Regions from separate parts of the Homo sapiens genome. Here region 2 is linked to region 1. Evidence: read pairs that join two places in POLR2A ChIA-PET (ENCODE). Cell type or tissue: MCF 10A. All regions are shown on one strand. Links, peaks and the distances in the headings refer to the core of each region. The heading gives the core; the rest is flanking DNA.

Region 1 (10,314 bases), core at 1,076-9,075:
AAATACAAGAGGTTGGAAAATTTGGAGAAACAAATATAGATGGAACATTTGATCATGAAATGATATAAAATTGTTAACTTTCTTTAGTGTCATAATAATGTGGTTATGTAGGATAATGTCTATTTCTAAGAGATATGTGCTGAAATATTTAGGGATGAAATATAATGAAGTGTGGAACTGACTTTCAAATGATTCAGAGAGAAAGACAGAGAGGGAAACAAATAGAATAAAACATTGTCAATTGTTGACTCTATGAGGATAATCTGAGGGTGTGTTTTGTACTATTCTTTCTATTATTCTGTATGTTTGCAAATTTTCATTTTTAAAAATGTTGGAAGGATAGATTGATGGATGACTGTGAGAAAGCAAGTATAGTAAAAGACCAATTGTGAAATCTAGGTGGTAATTGGCTGAAACATTTTCAAATATGAAAAAAGGCATAAACCTACAGACTAAGAATCTGAGAAAACCCCAAGGAGGATAAACTCAAAGAAATCCATTCTATGGATGCTCACTATAAAATTATTTCAATTTTTCTATATGCTTGGAAATTTTCAAATTAAAACATTTGGGGGTAAAGCTGAAGGAATGTATTACAACTGAATGCTTTCCCCAGCACTTCCAATCCTCCTTGGCCCAGTTAAATACACACTTATGACAATTAAAATAAAACTTATCCTTTGCTAGGGGCAAAAGCTTGCCCAGCTTTCTGGCTGGAAAAGCCCTAGCAATGTTTCATACTTTTCCCACAGAGGTAAAGCCCCAGCCCCTGCCATTGTCCCAACTGCCACGCTGAATTCCCAAGAGCACTACTGACTGTCATGGAGAGACAAATGTAACCATGGTCAGGGTGAACTCAAGGATAAGCTGGTCTTCCATGCAGCCACCGAAAATCCAAAGGAAGCAATGCCTCAGGTGAGCAGCCAAGGCCCAGGAGTGGTGAGAAGGGTGGTGAGGGTAAAGAGCCTAATGAATTTTGTGGGACATATAAACTGGGATCTTGGTCAGGTGTGACCGAAGTTGCTGTATTTATTATATTATTAAAAAGGTAAGTGATGTTACTGATTGAGACTTTAAGCTAAGTAAACATATTAAACATTCAAGAGTAAGCACTAAAGAAATTAAGCGAAAGCTTATCATTTTATTCAGAGGAAGTCAGAAAAGGGGCATTAAAACAGTTGGACAACTAGAAACATAAAGTGAGATGGTAGAAGATAACAGCAATATAGACATCACAATAAATGTAAATAGCTTAAACAGTCATACATGTATATGTGTGTACATATATATAATTTTTGTATATATGTATATATAATTTATATATCTTTGATGGAACTACAATAAGAAAATGACAGTTCCACCATCACGGCGGGAGTTTTTAATACACACTAAAGTGTCAGTTAGGAATTAACAGGTAAAGAAATCAAGACATTAAAGATTCTGGATATTAGTCCTTTGTCAGATGAGTAGGTTGCGAAAATTTTCTCCCATTTTGTAGGTTGCCTGTTCACTCTGATGGTAGTTTCTTTTGCTGTGCAGAAGCTCTTTAGTTTAATTAGATTCCATTTGTCAATTTTGGCTTTTGTTGCCATTGCTTTTGGTGTTTTAGACATGAAGTCCTTGCCCATGCCTATGTCCTGAATGGTAATGCCTAGGTTTTCTTCTAGGGTTTTTATGGTTTTAGGTCTAACGTTTAAGTCTTTAATCCATCTTGAATTAATTTTTGTATAAGGTGTAAGGAAGGGATCCAGTTTCAGCTTTCTACATATGGCTAGCCAGTTTTCCCAGCACCATTTATTAAAAAGAATATAGAAGATATGAACATTATAATTAAAAATATGGATCTTATGGATACATAGATCCCTCTGCTAATAATAACTCTTCTAGTATTTCCACCCATCTTAGAGTGTCCATGCTCAACTATTTCAGTGTCCAATGATCTCTCCAACGATAAGGTCATGGAGACTATTCCTTTTGGCTACAGCACAACACATGCTCTGGTCCTTGGCCTACCGTACACCAACAGGGAAATGCTATGTGTACTGTGAGATACCAAAGCAATTCTGAGCTCCGACTGCAAAGACATTCAGTTCTGGACCCAGGTTAATTAAGAAGTGGACCAAATGCCCAAGCAAATTTCAATATTTAAGGCAAAACCCAAATTCTCTGGAAGTTCATTTTCCCCCTCTGGTTGTCAGGAAGCTAAAGAGTCTAGCCATTCCTTCCCCATCTCCACTGGCTTTCTTCCATGCCCCCTATAAAGTTTATCATCTCATGCAACTGTCTACCTACAGGATCCAAGTGGTACCCACTCCTGCAAATGATAGAAAGAAATCCACCCCTTCCCTTGTCATGACAAAAACTCCTTATCTTATCTCACTAGCAAAAAAAGTTGAAACCAAACATTTAAAATGTATTAATTACGCTTTATACATCCCCAGAGACAGCTGTGCTGATGAGAGCCAACTCAGTGTTTGGAAAAGGGAAACAAAAACTTTCAACTCATTCATCCCTCCATCCCATTTTGGGGGGTTAATCCTTTCATATTCTAATCTCTGGAGCTGGAACTAGACTTAGCCAGGAAAAATGACCAAAAAAAATGGCAGCAAATTGCCAGGACTGGGTGACTGGGTGAGAGGACCATTCCTGCAGAAGTCCACATAAAGAACATTGTGTGGCCACTTTTTCTTTAGACTAGGATGCTCTAACACAAGTCAAAGAAAACAAATGGGTCAGGCATGGTGCCTCACGCCTGTAATCCCAGCACTTTGGGAGGCCAAGGTGGGAGGATCACTTGAGACCAGGAGTTCAAGACCAGTCTAAGCAACATAGCAAGAGCTCGTCTCTACACAAAAAAAGTAGAAAAAATTACCAGACGTGGTGGCACACACCTGTAGCCTTGCTACTCAGGAGGCTGAGGTGGGAGGACTGCTTGAGTCGGGGAGGTTGAGGATGCAATGAGTCCTGATCGCACCGCTGCAATCCAGCCTAGGCAACTGAGGGAGAACTTGTTTCAATCAATCAATCATAAGAAAACACAAATCCACAAGGAAGCTTTCACTCTGCAAGCCTGTGTTTAAGCACTTCCCTATCTTTGCAGTCACACTTGCCACATACGTACATAGGCTCCTTCCCCAGCTCCACACCTCAGTCGCCATAGGTTGTTTTTTAACTCCCTGGGTTCCACAAACGTGTGGTGAGTAGCGCTCTGACATAGGGCCATGACACATCATCCCAACCAAACATAACAATTTGTGAACTGATTAATCCATTGCTCCCTACGTCATTGAAAAAAGGCTTTTTGCCGGGGGTTTCAAGAAGTCCACCAGTTCAGTGATATTCTTCCTCTCTCATTTCATTTCAGGATGCCTCTGTTATAATAAAGATGGGGGTGGTATCTCCTGGGAATACAGTAGGTTGGGAGGCAGGCTACGTCAAAATGCTGAGAGGCATTTCTAAGCATCATCATCATCAACATTTACAAGGCCTTCATACATGCCAAAGTTGTTCTACAACACATTAGGGTAGTTTTTGGTTCAAGCAGTGAATACATTATTGGCAAAATGTGTATTACTTTTAACTCTACACAAAGTGAATGAGGTAGGTAGGAAAAGCCCTACCCCCATTATAGGAAGAAAACTGAGGCTAGTGAAGCACAGGGACTTCCCCAAAACTTGTGCTTGTCAGAAAAACCTAGAGCTGGGTCTTCTGGCCCTTCCCCTCAATGAAAGCACAGCTTCGAATTCTTTCTCTGCCACTGACATGAGATTTGTCTCCAACCTAGCATCTCAAGTCCGTAATGAATTTTTCATCTGAAACATATGCCAACTGGGCCCAACTACCAACTGGGCTCTAGAGACGGCCCAGGAAGTCGGGATGAACGGGTGGAGTGGGACACCAGGGCGTTCCACCGGGCTGAAGACCGTCTGAGAGCTCTACCTCAGAGAGGCTGCCCAAAAGAGCTGGGACCGCAGCGAACTTTCTGGCCTTGGGTAGGACCCGCCGCGCCACCCTCGCCAGCTCAGATCCCAGGGGCCTCTGTAGGACCGCGGCGCTGGACTGGGCACTCCAAGTCAAGGGCTCCAGCCCGCATTAGCCAAGCGCCACCCACTTTCTCGTCTGCATTTTCTGCCCACACATACGCCAACGGCTGGATGCGCCCGCCGGGCCAGTGTGCCCCTGAGTTTGTGATCCCCAAAAGCAAAACACTGAACTCCGCGACGATTTCCACGCACCGCCGTCAGCTTCCGGACTCCGGCACCAGCAGCACTGGCCTGCGAGTTCCTTTTGCGCCTGCGCGTGGCGCTTGCGCAGTGGGAGAGGAGGGCGGGGCCGCAGTGGGCGCGGCCATAGTGGGCGCAGAAGTGGGTGGGATGAGTACGCCGCGGCAACTGCTGCCCTGAAACCCCGCGGGCAGGGAGACCACTCTAAACCACTGATTCAAGAAGAGGACGCTGCAGGGCACCGCCCTTCACTCAGGACAGCTGCCAACGCTTCGGGTCTGCGGATCGTGTTAGTGGAGACGAACCGATTCGTGGCGCCTGCCTGGGCCGATTCGCGGGGCGGGGCGGGGCGGGGCTGAGAGGTGTGGATATGTTAGCCCGAGGCGGGGCCCATCTGTGACGTCACGAAGTTACGTAATGGAATGCCTCTGTGGACCTCATTCAAGCCTTGTGTTCCAGCCCGAGGCCTCTGTGACGTCACGGTGTCTGCGGGAGGAGACCATGACGTCACAGAGGCTTCGCGCTCTGAGAGGTGGGACGGGACTCTTTTGAGCCGGCTATGGGGACACCAAGATTCTAGGGGATTTAGGATATCAGGTCCTCAGGTTCTGGGAGCTGAGGTCACGTCAGGGAGTCCCAGAGCATCACATTGCGTCCCTCCCCACAATGTGAGCAGTGAATTCCGCGGCAAGGAAGTACGCGGGAAAACATTTTTTAGTGGGTCCCTAACCCCTAACTACACTCTGGAAATAGGGGGTAGAACCTGAAACACTCTCTCCCAGGAAGAAGCTCCTGCAAGCTGTTCTTTTCCCTGGAAGCACCTGATATCTTACCGGAGACAGCATCTGGCAGTTCCGGGCTGTGCCCAGGGTCTCTGGCACCTTCCGCCCTCCCTGCCCAAGAGGCTGTCCTAGGCCAGATAGCTTCCCCAGCCGTACACAAAAACTTCAGGCCTAGCAGCTTTGAGAAGGGCCCCAGCTGAACTCCACCTGGCCAGCACCATCGGCCTCTTTTTCTCCTGAAAAATAGCCCCAGCAACGCTGAGCGCCACACAGTCACTGGGACCAGCGAAGCTTATTGTGATGGGGGTCTGGAGAGGAGACAAGAGCTGGGACTTTCTAGAGATGCATTGGGGGAAAAATTGGGGCAGGCAAGGAAACCCACCCAACATTTCTGACCCTCTCAATTGCACTTTTTGTGCAACCCACACTGAGTATGAGCAGGAAACTGGGGCACTAGTTTCCAACCACATCAACCAACCACATCACCTGGGAATTGTAGCCTGGATAGGGTCGGATGGCCCACAGGCCCAGCCGGCCTTTCCACCTGTAGTTACTGTTTCTGCACAGTCTATGAATCACTAGAACAAGCTGCAGGGAGACGTGATCTCTGAGTCCACCGGGATAACAGCAAACATCAGTAGAGCAAATAGGGGCATTCTGAGAGGGCCAGGGAGTTGCTGCGCATCATCCTGTCCCACCCTCCATTCCCCATCCCCAATTTAAAATTCTGCACTGGAAATCTGTTATTTTGAGGATGCACACTTGATACTGACATTCAGTTGCAGACCTTGGACTGGGTGGGTTTTCACAGTGCTGGAGGTGGGGTGACCCAAAAAGGATTAACGTGGCTGGCAAACCTCCCCATTTCACCGCATTTGTAGCTTCCTGAGGCCCCGGGAACTGCAGAGGCTCGATCTTCAGGGAGGTGGAATGATGTGTTCTGGGAGGTGGAGGGATGTCAGGGGCTAGGGAAGAGCAGCCATAGACAACCCCAAGGATAGCATCCCAGAAAGAGCCAAGGGACTAGGAAGGGCACCCTGTGTGTGTGTGTGTTCACCCATGCACTCTGGTTGTTTTGGAGCAACCATGGCCCGCAGCCTCCTGGGGCTTCATAAAGAAACCAAGGAAGATTCTGCAGTTGACCCTAGTACAAGCTATGGTCAGGCACAAACCACACCACAACCTGCGTGCGCCGCTTGGGCGCAGACCGTCTACACCACCCGCAAACCTACTGGCTAGCCCCACTTCCACGCACTCAGAGGCCCCAGTTCTCAGGAATGGGGGCATAATCCTGGGCCGCGCGCGACCTTGTGAACTGCTTGGAAGAAGGATTGGGATAGTGCCCAACTAATGAAGATCCCTCAGACCAGACCAGACTCAGCAGCGCCCTGCCCCTCATCCACAGTGGGTCCTGGGGCCAGTCAAGATTTTGGGACCAAACACATAGATGCTTGGTGGTTTCGCGAGGTTGCGGGCAAGACCCCTTGAGGTGCCAAGTCCTGGGCCGCCCCTCCAGGGCTGGCCAGCAGGGGGCAGCGTGGCTCTGAGCGTGGAGGCCAGGGCTGGTCCGCGCCGGCAGGGCCAGCCTCCAGTGCCCAGTTGGGTTCCCGGGCCTCGAAGTTCTAGCCCGCACAGGACTCAGGAGCGTTCCCGGAGGAGGTGGGGATGGGGTGGTGAAAGCCCAGAGCGTTTTAACTTCTGCATCCCCTGCCGCTTTCTCAGCCAGCAGGGCCCGGCTTGAGGCTGGGATTTTTGGTGCCTGCAGCAGGGAAGCTTATAGTCCAGTTGTCATCCGCGGCCGCCGCGCTCCGGGCGCTGAAGCTGGAGAGGCCATCCTGCGCTTGGGAAAGGCCGCGGGCGCCACCGCCTGCGCGGTCCCGCGGTCAGGGCGCTGGAGCTGGGGGGAGCCCCGCCTTGCCCCAAGGAGAAGAGCCCCGGCGGCCTGGCTTCTAACTGTGGGAAAACTAGACACCCCAGGGAAGGTTCAGCTTATGGAAGGCGGACTCGAATTTTTCCTCCTAAGCGTCCCGGGCCTCCCAGGGCGCCCGCCCCCACCATTCCTGACAAGGCTTTAAAATTGTAGGGAATCTTCGCGGGTGCAGAGCCTCGATCCTAGGAGGGGACAAGTCCCAAGCAGAGAATTGTGTCTGAGGGACCCTAAGGGAGGGAGTGATGTTGGTTTGGGGTTCCGGGGAGGCAGCGGTCATTGTGTATTTGCACCCGAGTGTTGAGACCCGGGGAACGGGAAATATTACAGCTCTGAGGCTCTGTGAGGGCGGGTCCTTCCCACCCCAAAGCCAGAGGCCAGGAGGGAGGCCTTCGGTTAGGGTGGGGAAAGACATTCTCTTCTCTTCTTGCACCCTAAGCGATCTCAGCACCCAGAGACGCTGTCTCAGCACCCAGAGACTCTGGGATTTCTCACGGGCGGTTTTCTGCCTTCAGGCTTAGGTTCTTCGTAAACTCACAGCACTTTAGCGGTGAGGAGTGGGAAGGCTGAGACCCTATCCCTGAGGCGGAGGAGAAAAGTAGGAAAATCAATACATGGTGGGGCGGAGGCAGACCTAACCGGGAGAGAGGACGTTGCTCCACACATCTCAGCCCTGTCATCCTAATAAGACGGGGTGGTAGGAGGGGGACACGCTGGCGTCCAGCAGAGAAACCTGGTCCTCTCAAAGAGAGGACCCAACCGGTTTCCTGCGTTTAGGAGGGAAATTACCCATCCTGCAATGCCTGTAAAATAACCGTTTATTTAATAGTTAAAAAAAAAAAAAACTCCAGTGATAAATGTCCGTTACCGATGGTCAGCATAAAGTGCCAATCGCAATATAACGCCCGGCTCTTGGCTGGCTGCTCCCTCGCAGTGTCGCGGCAGCGGAGGCCGGGCCCCCTGCAGACCCCAGGCCCGAGGTCCCCGTCCCGCTCTCCTAGTCCCGGAGCCCACGGCCGCCAGCTGAGCTGCAAGAGCTGGGAGGGGGCTGCCCCGCGGTCCCTAGGGCAGGAGGCTGAAGCAGATACAGGGATTACACTTTTGCAGGCTCCGGGGGTGGGGGCAGGGGCGGGAGGAGGAGGTGGGAGCTGCCAGTGCTAAGGACTTCGTTGCCTCTCCTCTCTCCACTCACTCTCCGCAGTCAGAGTTACAAGCTTATATGGTCAAAGACAAAAATAAAAAAGAAAACGTATAAAATAACAATAGAAAAAGTAATACTTCTGGGAGAGGCGCCGCTGCGGCTCCGCGGAGCTTTCGTTCTTTTTTTAATGCAGTTTCCCTTCCGCCACGTGAGTACCGCCTTTTGGCCAAGAGTTTAGCCGCGTCCTAGGGGAGCAGCAGGGACGGTCGGGGTCGCGGCCCCGGGCGGGGCTCTGAAGTGCCGCGTGCGCCAGGGACCCAGGGGACAATGTTGGAGAGGTGGAAGGTCCCGAGCGAGCGCCTCTCCCGCTGCCCGCCAGAGTCAGGCTTCTGGTCCCTATGGAGGAGAGGGCCGCTGGGCCTAGGGTCCTTGTGACCCACAGGTTCTATTTAGCATTTGATCTTGGAGGTTTTGAGCTCCTTCACCTGTGAGTGTAGCGTCTTGTGGACAGCGAGAGTCCTGGACTGGCAGAATCCTTTCCCACACTCTTGACACTTGAAGGGCTTCTCTTTGGAGTGAATATATCTGAGGGCAGAAACAGAGAGTTCATCCTTGCAAAATGATGCAATGTTATAAACAGTTGCCCAAGATCCCCTCCCACTGCTGTGGGGCACTTGCCCTCAAAGGAAAAGTGTATAGTCAGGTACCAAGTGTGGATGGGACAAAATGTTAATTGGGGATGGAGTGGGGAGGTAAAGGAGATGCTTTAGCAAAGTCTGATCCTTAAACAGGTTCAGCCACCTGTTTAAGGTGCCTTCCTGGTGGGCAGGAGGGGCAAACTTGGCCTCCTTATAAGGTCAACACTGAAGATGAGTAAAGGGAGCTGGGGTCGGACAATTTGCTCGACCTGCGCTGTCGAAGATGGTAGCCGCTAGCATGTGTGCTTATTAAAATTAAAATTACTTAAAATTAAATAAAACTAAATTAGTTTCTCAGACATTTCAAATACTTAACTGTCACATGTGTCACATGTCACACCCCTGAGGATGGAGGAAGTGGGGCAGAGGAAGCTGTGTGCTTGTCTGGAGCTCACGGAGACCTCACTTAATCTTGGGTCCTCTTTATTCCCACATTTCCTGAACCCATGCTCCAAAACCTATCCCTGGATCTCCTAGGCTTTCCTTCTTGATTTTAAAGAATTCCCTGAAGCTCCAGAGGCTTGGAGCCAGTAGGGGGTCTCAAGAACCTCGTTAGGGAGAAAGATGGTGAGGCCAGAGGCAGAGAGCTCTCTCTTGCGCCACCCGCAGTGCCGCACCTGTGGTCTCGCAGGTGGTCTTGCCTCCGGAAGGCTTTGTGGCAGATGTCACAGGTGTAGGGCCGCTCGTCGGTGTGCGTCCGCTCATGGATAAGTAGGTTGTAGGACTTGGTGAAGTGGCGGCCACAGAACTTGCAGACGAATTCCTTCTTGGTCTTGGAAGGCAGACGTCCCCTTGTGGGCTTCTTTTCTGGAGACAGCTTGGTCACGTCGAGGAGGGCACCCAGCCCACCTGCAGGGGAGCCTGGGCCCTCCCCGCGACCGAGCTTGGCCGGATCTTCTTGCGTTGCTGCCAAGGCCAGGTTGGCAAAATCAAAGCGCGGCTTGGTCTTGAGCGCTGGAACGCTGCCTCCAGCGGTGATCTCGGGCTTGGGTTGAATGACATGAGGGAACCAGGGAAAGGCGGGCAGCTGGAAGCGCGCATCCACCAAGCTGGACACCGTGCCCGGCACTTTGGAGAAAGAAGAGCGCGGCAAGTGCATGGCCGGGTAGCCCAGCGTCCACTGATGCAGGTGCACAGCGTGCAACGCGCTGAAACCATACAGGTTGGGCAGATGGTCCGAAGGCACTGTGGGCAGGCCGTTCACTGCCTGAAGGAAGGAGTAGTTGGTGAGCTGCAGGGAAGGGTGGATAGGCACCGGCGCCGGCAAGGTTTTGCTGCCCATTTCGGTAGTTGCAGTGGCTTCTCAATCCGGATCTGCAAAGAAAAGAAGAAGGCAGGGGCGTGGAGAGGAATAAAGAAGTTCAGGGTGGGTCGCCTTCCTCCTGAATTCCAGCCGAGCCACACCCTCTCCTCACACCCAGCGCAGGAGCTAAGAGTCTAAGACCCCATTCCCAAAACCCACTGCCCTCACAAAGAGGGTGGGAATGTAAGACGCAGGGGAGCCCTCTTTTCAGAACCCTCCTTGGTCTAAGGGCTCCCTCCA
Region 2 (10,314 bases), core at 1,058-9,057, 120 kb before region 1:
CCTACTGGAACTTTTTAAAACATATATTTTTATTTAAAAGGTAGCTTTACAATCATCTTTACTGTTTTTATTTTAAAATTGAAGAAATTTAGGGGCATAGCTTTTGTGAGAATTATGCCAGCTCACACATCTAGTTATTGGTAGAAATAATTCTAGAAATTTAGAACAATAAAACTATTTCCCAGTGTTCCCTGAGTGAAGCAAAGATACCTACATTTACCTATCTCATAGTAATCAGGTGATGTTTTCGTGACACTTTGAATGGAACTATCAATTGCCTTTGTCAATAAATGTCACTGGATTCTAGAAAATGTATTTTGATGATTCTCTTAAAGGAATGCAGACCCCACTCCTCACATGACATGCTGCCCCCATTTTAAATTAGAAGTATTTTCAATCTACTGGAGTGATTAGGAGTTGGGAGGCCTAAATTTAGGAAACACTGGTCCTAATCCTGTCTTCGTGAGTCATTGGTTCTCACTCTGCTCCTCAGCTTCCTCATCTGTGAAGTAATGGGGCTGGACTCAGTGACCTTTAAGGTCCTCACTATGCAACAGCATCACAAGCCCTTTATCTGGTAATTCTAAATGTTTGGAAACAAGGCCCAAAAGATAAATGCATTAAAAGTTTCTAGAGCCCAAAGGCCTGGTATTTACTTAGTAGATAGCCTGCTGCTTTTCCAAAATCCAAACAAAAGAAAATTTGGTTTACAGGTGTTTTTGTTATGGGTTGTTGTAGGTTATTCTTATAGAAATGAGACTCATACATCTCTTTTTTCTAAGGTTGCTTTTGTGTATGTTATGATCGTGCTTTTCCACAGTCATTAAATGCATTCTGTGACTTGAGTTGAAATGTATTCAAGCATCCACGTGAAAATAAAACCAGGCACATTGAAACCTCTATTGCGATATTTATCACTGACTGTGCTCACATGACTACAGAGCACCATAAAACCCTGGAGGGGTTACCTTCACTTAACTGCGTCCTTCTCTTTCACCAGCCATTTCTTATTGCAAACAGCTGCTTGGAAACGAAAAAACATTTTCTATTTCCAAGGGATCATTGTTGGCTCTCAAAGTACTTTGCTCGTTTTATTTAACCAATGTTTAAGTTTAATCAAATTCCTAATTCAAAAAATGAGCCAACCTTGCATTTTGAATCACTAGCTCCTGAGACTTGTGCATTTAAAATAGTATAAAAGGGATCAAATTCAAAAGCACATGAGAAAAGTGAAGTGTGTGGTTCTTATGTGTTCTGCTTACTCCTGTGATGTTTCTGGACCAGCTGGCCTCTGCCCACACAGGGGTTCTAAGGGCACCAACCAAGTCAGCTTATAGTGAAGGCTTCCTTGAGTTCTCATAGAGAGCCCATTCCAAATAACCTACCAAAACTGCATCAGCACCAAAGTAAGGGCAGAAAACAAGCTTCACATAAACTTTATTAGCACTCTTTATTATGAAATAAACTAGGCTTACACTTCTTTTGGAGGGGAAAATGATGAACACAAAAAACATACCGTATTTTTACTTACTAATGTGCACTTGTAAAATGCATGGCATGCTGCTTTACAGGCAGTAGCATATAAAATACTTTTTCCAGATGTGGATTCATAATTCTCCAAAGACTATAATAGTTATCATAAGATTTATGGAGGATAATTTATTAATCACATCTTTTTCTTTTAGAGATCTGTTGAGTAAGATGAAAGAGAACTTTAAAATGTCATTTTAACCGAAGGTAGACGGCATGATATCAAGTTACTCCTTTTGTTCAAATTATTTTTAATGACTTTATTTGTTTTATTGCCTCCACAAGTCAGTACCAACTTGGTGGTAATGATCTCTTCAGGAAATCTCTTAAGATTTTTAAAGTAAAATAGCATGGAGCTATTTTAAAAACTAAATGAACTGAACTGTGTGACTTGATTAGTGTTCATTTATTTGAGAAACACATGAGCTACTGAAGCTTATTTTTTTATAAGATTTGGAAGAGACAAATCTTGTGAAAACTGTAGCTCATTGAACATCCACACAGCTTCCTCAACAGGAACTTAGAAGCCCACTTGTATCTAAAGTACTGCAAGTAACACATTGTTAAATAAAATACACATTTCAAACATGGATCCATTTAATCTGGCTTAGATTATTAAAATACAGCTGTGCTAAATCCATATTGAGTAATCCATATTGAGTCACATGATGAGTAAAAATACCCAAATGACCCTCTTATTGTCATCACTTTATTTAAAGTAACTTTTGCTTAAAGCTTAATACTGCAAAAGAGAAAAAGAAAATTCTGCAATTCAGGGGGACTCATGGGTCCTAAAATCCCTTGTCCTCTCATACACCATGAAATCCCTTCCAAATCCCACTGCCCCCAGGCAGAGGCATTTACACTAGGCAATTGGCATAGATCATCATTGAATGAACAGTGGGCATACAGATTTTCGTTCATCCAGGCTCTTGCAACAACCAGAGTTTCTTTATCTGTACTATAAAGATAATATTTACTTTGCTGAGTTATCACAAGGGTTAAAATAAAATGATGCATGTAAGTCATCTACAGCCTGGCACATAGTATTCAATAAACAGGAACTATTGTAATTCTTGTGTGTACAAGTGTGTGAGGAGTTTGTTTTAATTTTGAAAGAGTAATATGGTCAAGCAGTATTTATTGACAGATTTAGAAATAAGGTGTGTAAAATTATTAGCAATCAGAAACAGAAACATATTGAATAACTACCACACGTAATCCACTGTTCTAGACTTTGAAAGGGGCACCAAAATATATGGGAAGCAATCTGTGTTCCAAATTATTCATAATCTAAGAGAGCTCTCTTACAAGTGCTGAGCATTTCAGCAGGATTTTAAACTGAAGGCATTATGATACCACAACACCAGAGGCAGGCCTGGGATGGGAGTGGCTGTTTCTATAGGAAGGGTATAGACAGTGCCTCCCAAAAGTCAAGCAAAGGCTGAGGATGGATGAGTAAGCTATGAAGACTGCATGCAAGTTGGGCTGGGATGGGTGTAAGAAGGTGAGGAGTCTAGAAAAAAAAAAAAAACTTAAGAGCATTTGATGTTTAAATTAACCTGGTAATCAGAGAGAAGTAAGACCAGGTGCACAGAAGAAGACCGATAAATTAAGAACCAGGCTAAGTTTCAGTGTAGAGATACAGGGCCTCTCTGAAAGCCTCAAAGCTGAGAGAAGGCCATAGTTAATACCAGTATCAATCCCAAAAAAGAAGATGTCTACATCTGGTGAATCTATGTGTCCCCAAGGCACCTTCTGAGGTGGTCCCTGCTGTGGCGGTTTCCCATTAGACAAGGAAGCCACCCCTGGAGGAGGCTGGAGAAGGCAGCCTGTGGAGAGCATGGTCCTTCCAGCTCCCCATCCCGCACACACCTCCACTGCCACGGACTCTGCCCTCTTTACATATCTGTCTGCACCACGAGACTGTTAGCTCCAAGATGACGGCAATTATTTTGTTTCTTCGAGATCATGGGCAGAGTCTGCAGTCAGGAGATGTCTGTTGAATGCTCTATTCTTGGCTGAAGAGCCAGTGGGAATAGCAATTGTCTAAAAGAGTATGTTTACAGGATTCTAATCTGTGTAGAAAGTGCCACAAAGAAAGGAAAAGGAGGAGAGAGCAATGGGAGTCTAAAGCCAACTTAGGACCCTGATGTGAAAACATTCCCCTAACACAGCTTTAGTTACTCTAAGAGCACAGCCTAGAAATGCTCTCTCTAGGGATGCTTTTTAGCCGGTAGTCAAGTGGCCATGAGGAGCTACTCAATACCAAACCAGACTGCATTTGGATCCTTTCTCAGCCCGAGGAAGAGCCAGGCAGGAACAACTCATGAGCTAGAGGCATGTACCCAGAGCTCCCACCTTGTACCCTGAGAGGCTGTGGGGGCGTGATGCTGCCTGAACCTTACAGCTGACAGAGCAGGAAACAAAGGAACATCCCTGAACCAGAGGGAAATGTTCTCTCCTGCTGGGCTAGCTGTACCCATTTGGAAAACAAATGAGTGCTCTGTGCACATGAGGTAACAGACTCTCCCTTGCCAGGATGGGGAAGTGCTCCCCAGGTCTGCGCTACTCAGCTTAACCTTGGGGGGAGACGTTCTAAAATGAGCCCAACATCTCTTCCAAGTCATTCCTACTCTTTTCTTAATAAATGCTTTTTATCTGAGCCTTGAACAACAATCAGAAGTTGACAGATCTGTGCAACAACAGAGAAGCCCCATGGGCTCCTCTCATAGAAGCAGTAAAAAGAGCCTCATAGGATAAGTCAAATAACAGCACTTTTTTAGTCAGTCCAATCCCAAGACCAAATTCCATGGCCCTGAATATGTGTGTTATATAAGTTCAGAGATAACAGACAGCAAAAGTTGGGTAGGTCTTCTCTGAGGAGGCGACATGACAGTGTTTTCTGGAGTAAAATTGCTGCAGAAGCAAGCCATGTGACATAGGGCTTTCTCCTTTTGCTAAGTTGGAGTCAGGTCATGGTGTGCCTGGAGTGGCTGCCAGTGGAGTTTACTAGACAGGGGGCATACACAGTTACAGATACATCGTCAGCACACAGACTCACCTTCCTTTTTCCAGCCTCATCTGTATCTGATGCCTCAGGAAAACAATACCTCACTCATATACCACACTTAATTTGTCTCAGGCGGTATTCCTAGTGCTTTGCACATAATAACTTAATGATTGCTCATAACAGCCCTGTGACTTATGCACTATTTTTATTTCCATTTTTACAAGTTAAAGTGCTATCAAGTTGGCAGACACCCTGATAGGGAATGTTTTATCTTCTAATAGGCAAATGTCTTTCAGAGCCCGGAATCTACAAAAAAAGCTAAGTCTCATTTTCATCTCTGTTGAAATCCAGATAGTCTCTAAAGTTTAAGAGAATAAATGGCATTTAACTCATTAGTCTGCAAACAACACCACTGTATATTCTATTCACCAGCTTAAAGTACAGAAGTCAGAGCAGAGGTGGGGGCTCAGGGCATAAATTTACCATCTGTGATGAAATGTAATCAGATCCGAGGAGTTTCCACTTTGAAGTCTTCCTGAATCTGTGTGGGTTACAGGTCTGAACATATCACCAGCTTTGACAGGTGGCTTTATTTTTCATTTCAAAGGGGGAGAAAGAAAGGCAAGAAAACCAAGGGAACACATGCACAGCAGAGCTTTGAATGTTGCCCTCTCCCTGCACCACCCGCCGACAATGCTCACAGAGGCACTTTTCCCCATTCAGGTCACAAGGTCAGAGGAGCAAAAGCAGTTGCACTTGAATCTGTCCAGGGTTTTGTCCTCCCAGGCATAGTACTGTGAAAGCAGCCTTTCTCCAGCTCAGGGTGCCCACCTTTCTCCTCAGCTCCTAGAGTGAGCACAAACTAGCCCCACATTTTGGCCAGTGCCCCTGGGGTCAGGCACCAACCAGATGGTGTCGACAAATAGAAGGGACTCACCTAGAGGAGTGGCTCTTGTCATCTCAGAGTGGGATGACCATGTTTTTAAAGGTTGACAGGCAGCTGCCCTTCAGAATCACTGAGTCCATGGACTGCTGGTTACAACACTGAGCCTATCTAACCAACACCCTCACATCCTAAGCAAGACAGCACAGAGAGGGCTGAGCACTGCCAATGGCTCCCTCTGGGTAGGTGACTATAAGACTTAAATCCTGCCTACTTCTGAAAGGATTATCTGCTATTTATGCATGACAATGGAGCAAAGCCGAGCCCTGAGTGTTGCCAGGGCAAATTCAGGCAAGCACAAGCTTGTCCTAGCCTGCCTAGTGCCTCCTGCCTGAAGACCTGAGGAAGTCCCTGGAAAGGCTGACAATCACCACATCCCGTAGCACAAAGACGCCCACCCAGTGGAGACAAGGGACACCCTTTACAAGGCAGTCCACTGGGTTGGGGAAGAAGTTTCTTCAGGGGAAATGGGTCTGGTACATGAGATCAGATCCGTCACCTGGCTTTGCAGAGAAGGGTAACTACCTGTATCCAGGAGAGGTGACACTCAGCTTATCTTCCAACCCAATGCACTTGCTCAGGGCCAGTGCCAGAGCCCTCAGGACAGAAGCTTAGAGGGTAAGTCTCTGAAATCCTGTAAGGCTAGAGATCCTGTATGACACTGAGGCCACAAAGCAGCATAACTCCTGAGCTGAGTGCTACAGGGACAGGATTTGGCTTCTTTAATACATGATGTTTATTAGACATTTTTTCTGACTACAAACGTAATACATGCTCATTACAGAAAGATTAGAGACAGTGGGAAATCACAAAGGGGAAAACAAAAGTCACCTGGAGTCTTACCACTCCGGGCAAGTGAATATTACATTTGCCCAAGTCCATTTTTTAAGCTGTGAATATATTTTTTAAGAAATAAAAATAAATACTGTTTTGTAGCCTGCCTTTTTCCTTAGCAATATCACAAGAAAACTTTCCTCCGTCTGTACGTACTCTTCCACATACGGGCTTAGTGTCTGCTTAACGTCCCACTGTGTATATGTGTATGTATTTGTGCAAACTTCTTGTTGATCACTGGCTTCATTTCATCTTTCTTGATACTATAAATGTTCACTGAAGTGACCATGGGTATGTTTCACTTTGTGTACACCTCTCAATCTATCCTTAGGATAATTTTTTAAAATACAGCTATATGAACAAAGGGTTGGCATTTCCTATTTTCAAGAATTTTATTACATATTTAAGCTTTGAAATAACTAGAAAAGTCCTTTCCAGATTGCTCAGTTGGTGCCCTTGGCTTCATAAAGATTGAAGGTGACTCTGTCTTCCGAGTTCTGGCAGCCTTCAGGTTGCTTTTAGAATCCAGTTCCTGCCCCCAAGTGAAGTTTGATTAATGTGCGATGTCATCACTCAGGGCAAACCTGTATCCCATGATTGATCTTCGCAAATGCCCCTCTGCACTTGGTAGTATTGCAAAGTGTTTCAGGGCATGGATTTGGGGGTCAGCTAGGCCTGGGTTTGGGTCTCTGCTTCTCATTATTTTGTGACACTGGGCAAATTACTTAATCTCTTTCATTTTCCACTGTTATTATTATTGCTAACTACTCACTCACCAGCCATCTTCACCCCTGCCCTGGATTGATAGTTTACAATGACATTCTTATTTTAGACTTGAGATAAGAGGTATGAGAAAAATTGATAATTTTCTGGGTAGCAAGTAATGAAACAGCAAGTAGGACTCAAGGCCAGGTGTGGTGGCTCACACCTGCAATCCCAGCATTTTGGGAGGCCGAGGCGGGTAGATCACTTGAGGCCAGAAATTCGAGACCAGCCTGGCCAACATGGTGAAACTCTGTCACTACTCAAAACACAAAAATTAGTCAGGCATGGTGGCAAGCACCTGTAATCCCAGCTACTTGAGAGGCTGAGGCAGGAGAATTGCTCAAAGCCGGGAGATGGAGGTTGGAGTGAGCTGAGGTCATGCCACTGCACTCCAGCCTGGGCAACAGAGTGAGACTGTCTCAAAAAAAAAAAAAAAAAAAAAAAGTCAAGAGTCAAGGGAAAAATCATCATTATCTTAGAAATCAACTAGCCCCAATCTCCTACGCTGTTTTGCAAATAGGAAAAGCAAGGGAGGAAAACTGGATTTTGGCACTGTTTCCAAGTTTCCATTAGAAGTTCTTGAACTCCAGCTTTTTTCTGACTGCCTCCCTACAGTATTATACAGCTCTCAGAAGCAATGAGAGCAGCAGAAAGTACATCACATTTCCCACACAGCTTATAGCATGAAAAGATGTAAGGTATTTGACTTGCAAAGGTCTTACGGGAAATAGTGGGAGAGAGTGAATCTCACCCCTGGGCAAGAGAGAGGCAGCTGAGCTCTGCCATTGGTACAACTGGTATTTTGTGGACCCTGCCTTCAAAGTAAGACAGGGGTTGGGTAAGGATATTGGGGTCACAGTAACAAAATGGGGGATATAAGCTAGAGAGTTACTCTTGAGTATCTATTGCTTCAGCTTCACCAGTCACTATAGGCTTGTGTGTCCTGGGAATCACCATTGAAAATGAAAATCAGTTAAACCTGTGGTTCTTGGACTTTGTGAACAATCACAAATCCTTCCAAGGAAATGTTGATATCTATGTCCTCTCTTCCCAGAAATTGTTGCAAATATATGGGGGCTTCATGAAAACCCATCCTATGATCCCAAGATAAAAACGCAATGTAAAGTAAGAATGACAATGGAATTAGGCACTGAGACAGGTTTAGCACAACAGCTGGGCTCTGATTTAAGTTTTAAGCACTCTGAACAACAAAAAAGGGAAAGTACATTGGTTTAATACCTATAAATCCAAAACATTTAAATCCATCTTTGGAGACACATTTATTTCTAAACTTAAATTCAAGGGAAAAAAATTATCACATATATTTTAATAGCACACAATCCAAAGTCTTCAACTTTGATCCTCTTTGTGCATTGAAATGCACCCTATGAAATAAAGAACATCCCTCTAATGACCTAATTAACTAGCATTCAAGGATAAGTAAAGATTCCTAGTGTCCAAGATCCCTTCTCCCTGGTAAAAGAGAATCCTGTAACTCATCATCAAGAATCCCTTTCCTAGGACATCAAGGCTAGGACCTGATTCAACACCCAGCACACTCACCCATTCATTCATTCATTCATTCATTCATTCATTCACAATGTTTTTCTCTAAGGGCCTTCTCTATGCCAGAAGTTGGATTAGGCATCTGCAACAGGAATTGATAGACAACAGATGAGTGAATAAGATATGGTCAGAAAGAGGCAAATTGGTGAGATGTGATCATGTTTACCTGTGAATCCTCATACGACTAGCAGCAAGTCTACGTTATAGAAGTGAGTTTCCGCGTACTGTGCGGAACTCTTGGCTTCATACCAGCCAGAAGCTCCTTAAAGGTCTGGCCATCGTGTCTATGATACCTGAAGTCCTGATGGTGTCACTGGGTGCTCAGTAAATACTTGCTTAGAGAAGGCTTCTCATCCTTTCTTGAATAGTCAGGTCTTTCCCTAAGCCTATGGATGTTCTGTTTGACCTCTTCCAGGGCTGGAATGGGCCTTGCTTAGTTCCAAGCCTGTTCCTTCTAGTGGGGCTGAGACAATGCTTCTCTTCCATTCCTGATTCTCAGTACTCCATGTGGCCTCCCTGTCACTAGGCACCAGCCAAGTCCTGCAGCAAGGGACCCAGACCAGCGCTGCTCATGCCTCTGACTTCTGCTCATGGTTTCTCAAAAGTAAGAGAATGTTACCAAAGCTTATCTTTCCTTTTCACTTTTAGCTTCACAGAAGAGTTACAAAGGTCATTCTTCCTCTCACTGGATGAAGCAGAGAGTGGGCCTGTGGCAATCAGGAGTCAGGTCATGACAATGACAGACTCTTCATGTTTTTTAAAATAAATATTGAAATTCCTTGTAGTCCCAGCTAGCTACTCAGGAGGCTGAGACATGAGGATTGCTTAAGCCCAGGAGTTAAAGTCCAGCCTGGGCAACATAGCAAGACATTGTCTAAAAATTTTTTTTCAAATGAAATTCCCATTTTAAAATAATATTTAAGGTAAATATTGAAATTATTAAATTAATAAGAATATTAAAACCTGATTTCATTAATGTAGTTTCCAGTTCTTTTTTTTTTTTTTTCTTTTGAGAATTTCACTCTTGTTGCCCAGGCTGGAGTGCAATGGTGTGATCTCGGCTCACTGCAACCTCTGCCTCCCGGATTCAAGCGATTCTCCTGCCTTGCCCTCCTGAATAGCTGGGATTACAGGCATGCACCACCACACCTGGCTAATTTTGTATTTTTACTAGAGATGGGGTTTCACCATGTTGATCAGGCTGGTCTCGAACTCCTGACCTGAAGTGATCTGCCCGCCTCAGCTTCCCAAAGTGCTGGGATTACAGTCATGAGGCACCACACCCGACCTCCTGTTCCTATTTTTAAGAAAAAGTTCCAATCTCTAGTTTCAGGTATTATACACCACAACTGTCATTCTGGATAAACTTTGAAAAAGCAGAACAATATTTAGCATAATTCTTCCTAAAATCAAGCCTGCAGGGAAAATATCCTTATAATTTAGAATTCTGTAATATGCTTTCAGCTATGGAAAATGTAAAAAGCAAAGTCAAGAGACATTCTAGTCTGCACCAGGACCTGGTTCGTTACAGTTCCATGTAACAATAATAGTTCACATTTGTGGAGTGCTCTCTAAATATCAAGCGATATGGTGAGAGTGTTACACACATCATCTCATTTAATCCTCAATAACAACCCTACAACTGAGTTATTATTATTCTCTT

The links. ChIA-PET counts read pairs that join two places held together with the same protein. Peaks named below come from ENCODE experiments on the same cell type or tissue, not always from the same donor. Only the 100,000 strongest peaks of a DNase experiment are listed, where the experiment ranks them.
Region 2: POLR2A ChIA-PET joins it to region 1 with 10 read pairs; 5 of 35 experiments call an interaction of 5 or more read pairs at or near these places.

Annotation. Positions count from the first base shown.
Region 1 is chr2:19,343,753-19,354,066 of GRCh38, forward strand. OSR1 (odd-skipped related transcription factor 1) reads right to left here. Exons shown (of 3, transcript NM_145260.3): 2 at 9,389-10,085; 3 at 7,733-8,658. The coding sequence starts at 10,053. The coding sequence ends at 8,523. MIR4757 (microRNA 4757) reads left to right here and starts at 4,677; the gene lies at 4,677-4,753. RefSeq lists enhancers at 3,775-3,834, 3,985-4,254, 4,305-4,434, 6,758-6,827. In MCF 10A, for the core only: a CTCF peak has its summit at 6,519 (motif pointing right); DNase peaks (open chromatin) are centred at 4,309 and 4,629.
Region 2 is chr2:19,223,163-19,233,476 of GRCh38, forward strand. No RefSeq gene overlaps it. Among named protein-coding and RNA genes, the nearest start is that of MIR4757, 120 kb to the right of the region's middle. RefSeq lists enhancers at 5,170-6,369, 5,454-6,000. In MCF 10A, for the core only: no CTCF peak of the experiment used is centred there; a DNase peak (open chromatin) is centred at 5,769.